Regions from separate parts of the Mus musculus genome. Here region 1 is linked to region 2. A link is a contact called in ENCODE POLR2A ChIA-PET data. All regions are on one chromosome and are shown on one strand. Each heading gives the region's core, a stretch centred on a gene start or an enhancer-like site at or near the end of the contact. The rest is flanking DNA. Distances are from core to core; before and after follow the strand shown.

Region 1 (2,700 bases), core at 29-2,528, 46 kb after region 2:
CAATTTTTCATATGCTATGCATCATCAGCTCCCACAGAAGGCAGAAAGAATTTGATGTGTGGGGGTTGTCTGGGATCCAGTCCAAAATTAGTGCTCATCTGGAAGAAACATGGACGCCTGGTGCTTGCTTGCTGGCCTTATTTGTTTTCACTTAGGGCTTTCCCTCTAAGGAACTTTGCAAAATTTATCACTTTAGTATTTTTTATATATATATATAAGGTTGGCTTTTTCTTTTGTAAAAAGACTGAAGTGGGAAAAGCCTTCTGATGCCTTCTATTAGTGAACTGTGTATCAAAGAGAGCAATTTGTCTGACCTAGTTTGATGACCTGGGGAAGGATTACCTCTAACATCCAGAATTTGTCCCTCTCCTCCCACTCCCCTCCCCTTCCCTCCCCTTCCCTCCCCTCTCCTCCCTCTCCCCTCTCTCTGGTCCCTTAACAACTCCCAAGACTGGCCTCTTTAGGCCCCTGCTTGGGATGTGAAATCCAACCAGATTTATCATTCATGTGCTCACGCAATATGCTTTTGTGCGATTTGCAAAAGAACATAACAGCTCCTCCCTTTGAAATGCTTGCTGGCCTACAGTGGCAATAGTAGGTCAGGCAAACGTGTGCACTCACTCCAAGAGAGGCAAAAAACCGGACGTTCTGAGGGCAAAAAACGGGAGCAGAGGTTTCCACTATGTGGGGCAGTCTGGAGACTCACTGGGCTGAGAGGAGAGATAGAACTTTTAAAGGTGGGAAGGAAACAGCATGTCAATGCTCCCAGCTGGATTCCTCAGACCTCAGACCACAGTCACCCGAGGTGTGAGCAGCAGCTGTAAAAACTAAACTTGCACAACTACGAGGGAGGTTTTTCAGGCTACACACGGAATCCGTTCTTGGCCATTTAAACCCAACCTGGAAGACAATAAAGGCCTTGGCAAAGTGCACACTTACACTAGTTAATGTAGAAAGACAGACTGGCCAGAGGAGAGAGTTCACGCCTAGAGACAATGCAACAGGATGGTCCATAGGTCCAATCGAGGCAAAAGGAATGGAAAAGAGGTGACTAAGTGCTTCATCAGGCCTTAAAATCTAGGTGTGGGGAAGGCAGTGGGAATACCTCTTGGGTCAGGGCTCTTTACTCCGAGGGGCACCGGGAGGAGCTAGAGTTATAAACACCTCCTCCAGTGACGCCAGGTGGTCGGCTGCGTCTTCCGATTAGCTACTCCGGCCGCCAATCCCGCAGGAGGCGGCGCTGTCCCGGCCGCTCGGAGCTCCGAGTGCGGTCGGCGCGGGCTGAGAGCCGGGGAAGCCGGCGGAGCCGGGTGACTGGCGAGCCGGAACATCAGGCGCCGCCGCAGAGGTAGGCAGGTGGGCAGAGCGCGGGGTCCAGCGTCCTCGGGGACCGAGCCTCCCGGGTTCCTTACCCCGGGAACCAGGGCGTCCTGGGTTGCCGGCGAGGAAGGGGTCGGCGGGGTCGGCGGAGTGGGACAGGGATGCAGCGCAGGACGCCTCGCGCCCTGGCTCGGCCGGGTCCCGGGTCGCCCGCAGGAGCTGGCTGGGGACGGCTCTACGTTCCTCGGGCTCCTGTGACGTTCTGTTAGAAAAGCAGGGCCCCTGGCTTGTGGTACCGCTGGGGGTCGTCGGGTAGGGGAGCTGCGGGGCAGCCCCGCGTCCCCGCGCGCCTTGGGTCCCATCGGCGATGCAACAGTTCGGCCTGCGCTTCTGATGAGCCGTGCTTTGAGGGGACCCCGGGACCACAGTTCTCCAGCTTTTCATTTTTAACACCTCTGCTTGCCCGACCGCCCGACGCCAGAGCGCCCTAAGGTGACATACCCCGAAACGAATCTGTCCCCGGAGGAGTTGAGGCACCCTGCCTTGCAAAAACTCTCCTCTAGCCCGGCTACCTGAGGGTCACTGGCTTCTTTGTGAAAGTTCCAGTCTTTGCAAGCCTGGACCTCATAGGCTGTGTGTGTGTGTCCAGGAGGAGTGTGGAGGAGAAGGCTGTTCTGGGCAGTGCCGCTGAAGGGCAGGCATGCCCCAAGTAGGGCTAGGTGCTAAGGTTCTTTGAACAAGCATGCTTCAGCCTAGTTAAAGACATCTTTTCTGCATTGGGGGTAGGCAGGACATAACCTACAACCCAACTGTTCTAAAGAATATATAGGCTTTAGGGGATTATCTAAATTCCATCAGTGTGAGTCTAGGTAGTAACTTTCCTTCTTCCCTCCCTCGCTCTTTCCCTCTCTCCCTTCCTCCCTTCCCAGGACTTTAGTCTTTTCAAACCTCTCCCACCCCCTTTTAGGAGCTGGAAAAGAAACAGGAAGTCAGAGATTCAGAGAAAAGAGCGTTCACTCCACAACTATAAACAGTTTATTTTGTGCCAGTAAATATTTCCGAAGTCACTGGAAGTCTTTGGAAAACCTCAGTTTTTGTCTGCCCCCTGCAGAGAAGGTAGATCCCCTTAGAGTTCAAAACTTAGAGAGGACATTTTTAGAAGTGGAAGCCATACAGTCCTGTCACTAGGGACGTTGAAAGTGTTGAGAATTCCCATTCTTAGCCAGCCAAGGTGGAGCTCTGCTGGGTTACAGCTGCCTTCTACCTAGATACAGAATTACAGAGGGACCCAGGACGCCTCTTGTCTGGACCTTGAGCTATCACAAAACCAAACTGAAGTCTTGAATTTCTTTTTATTATGACCTGGTTGTTGGGCACCAA
Region 2 (2,700 bases), core at 18-2,517:
ACTCAGCATGCGTCACTTAAACTCCTGACATAGCTTCCTTGTTGTCCCTACTTGTCTCTGAAGAATCAAAGCAATCTAACCATGCACTTGCTTATAAACTTCCCAAAGGTTTTCCCTTGCACTAAATAAAATGCATTAGTTACATCCAAATTTGGGTGTATGGCCTGAAAACAATCTGGCCCCAGCTTCCTCTGCCATTCATTTCAGATTTCTTTCACAGCATGTATTACTACCTAAGATTACACTAACTGGCACACCTGTCTATTGCCTGTTTTTCCTAGCACTAAGCTCCATAAAGGTTGCAATGAACTGAATAGTTGTGTTCAGTGTTCCCGTTCTTAACTCCTTAGTCGTTCATGCATGTAGTAAATGCTTTATTAAAATTTCATGAACTAAATCAAGGAATTCTTAATTAACAATTGCTAGAGATATTATAGGAGGGACATATATACTTTTAGAAGGAAGGTGGGCTACCTGGTACCTAAAAGGACATGCTACAGCTAAGTGGCATACCGCTCCAGAAACTGAAGCATTTATAGTCCATTTGGACGGCAAGTCACTACAGCAACGGCAAATGAGCAGTCAAGCAAAAAAGTTAATGAACACAGCCAGACAGAGAGACAACAAGGAAAGGCCTTGAAGTTCTGGGTTAAGTTTAGGGAAATAATTTCCCAAACGAGCAGCCAGCGTGCAAAGTACTGAGAAAGTACTGAGGAAGGAAACTGAGGGGACACTTGTGATTTGAAATGGCAAGTTTGCAGCAGTATTTGATCCCGGAGTCCTAGGGACTACACAGAGATAGACTCGGTGATTCTGCGCGTTCTAAGGGTAAACGTGTGTCCGGGTGAACTGGGCCGGCCCAGAGCCGAAAATCCCGGTTCAGCCTGATGGGCATCTGCCCATAGGTGCCACTTGCTGCTTCCCGCCCATCTACATCTACACCTTCCCGACCGCCTCCCACGTGGAGTCCAAAGACTGACAGAAGGACGGATGAAAACGTGGTTCAAGGGCTGTCTGTCTCCATGGAGACCTCAGCGCCCGGAAGCCACGGCTGGCACCCTCGGGGTGGCCTGCAAGCTGCCCCGGCCGCGCTGTGGCGAAGTCGGTCCCCCGCGCCCGCGTGCCTGGCAGGCAGCGCGCCCGCGAGCCAAACCTCGTGCCCGAGGACGTCTGCAAAGCGTCGCCACCTCTGGACGAGACCCGGAAGCCCGTCAAGTCTACCGCGTCCCTGCGGCTTGTAACGTGGTGCGCGATCCAAAAACCGGTCCCCGGCGAAGGGAGGCAGGGCTGGAAGCTGGCACGGAAATATCGCGAGAGCGGCCGAGTGCCGCTCCTCCAATCAGAAGTGAGGGTGGGTTGTGACGTCATCAAAGAGGGCGTTTGCGAGGGGATTTAGAGAGCCCGCGACTAAACAGTTCTTGATAAGCGAGCCTATGATGGTGACTGCTGGGAATTGCATGCCCCTCACCTCCTTCTGGCTGGCAGAGCAGCAGCCTCCACACCTCTAGGTGTCAGGCCGACATTTCTGTTCCAACCCAGACTTTCTACATTCACTGTGCCCAGCGCAGAGACAGGCAAAATCTACACTCGGGGACGGTTGTGCCAGGGACGGGAACTGAAGCCAAGAGCAACGACTTGAACTCCACTGTCCGAGCCTTAAACGCTGCCTTAAAGGCTGCATCTTTTACACAACTCACAGACTATCTTGCAGTCCAGTCCTTTAAAACTGAGTAAAAATTAGAGACCTATATCACCTTAGTAAGGAGCTGGGACAAGGGACAAGATCACAGAACGGACAAGATGCTGAAAAGGCCGGGATGCTGGCCTGGGCTCTGAGATACATAGTTGGGAAAAACAATGAAAATTAGGTTCATCAGGTGGATGGCTTTTCTATCAAACTTTGTATTTCTTTGTGGTTTTGCCACGTGTATTGTGAGACCCTGACTTAAAGCGTTTCTCCTTGAAAGGTAAAGCCCCTAAAACATTTCCCCAAGCTTGTTTTCCCTGACCTATAAAAATACAGCTAGAAAGAAGCTCTTTGTTCTCTATAGCCAGCAAAAAGCCTTTTTGTTTCTATACTTTACAACCAGAGATGCGATAATTGTAAAAGACCCAGCCAGCACTTGCCTGGCTTCCTGTGCCAAGGACTCAGGGTTAGGGTTAGGGGAAGATAAAAATTCAGAAAGAACTCACTCCCCACTCCTTCTGCCTTGTAAATTTCACCAAGGACACTCCGCCCAACTCTTCCCAACTCCTCAGCTAGCTATTAAAAGCCCCCTACTGTCACTGGGGTCATCGGGGTCGGGTCAAACTCCCCTGACCTGCATGGCGGAAGGAGTTTGTCCTCAGCTAGCTGATAATAAAACCTCTTGCAGTTTGCATCAGTGTGATTTTCTCTCCCGTCTTTGGGGTGCTGGCCAACTTATCCTGGGACTTGAGCGGAGGCCAAGCTTCAGGGGTCTTACAGTATCACTAAACAATAGCTTGGTTGATTTTGTGTCTGTTATCCACCGATTCACATCTTTTGGCATTGCTTTCAGGTCACTCACCTAAAACTGAGTGGTGACAATTCTTTGACTCACTGTTAATATGCCGTTCTCTACTGTGCTGCATTTGTGCTGATATATATGGACATTTGCTCTGGAGGAGTCCAGAGCAGAGGGGTGGGAGCAGGGCAGGGGACTGGACATAGCCGGGGAT

The links. ChIA-PET counts read pairs that join two places held with the same protein, here RNA polymerase II (POLR2A).
Region 1: POLR2A ChIA-PET joins it to region 2 with 27 read pairs in Patski. The contact joins the promoter of Plekhh2 here to the promoter of Thada in region 2. POLR2A ChIA-PET finds 5 or more read pairs at or near these places in 3 of 5 experiments (Patski and embryonic stem cell).

The regions. Positions count from the first base shown.
Region 1 is chr17:84,510,617-84,513,316 of GRCm38, forward strand. It overlaps Plekhh2 (pleckstrin homology domain containing, family H (with MyTH4 domain) member 2), which reads left to right and starts at 1,279. Exons shown (of 30, transcript NM_177606.4): 1 at 1,279-1,348.
Region 2 is chr17:84,464,941-84,467,640 of GRCm38, forward strand. Thada (thyroid adenoma associated) reads right to left here and starts at 1,268. Exons shown (of 38, transcript NM_183021.3): 1 at 1,154-1,268.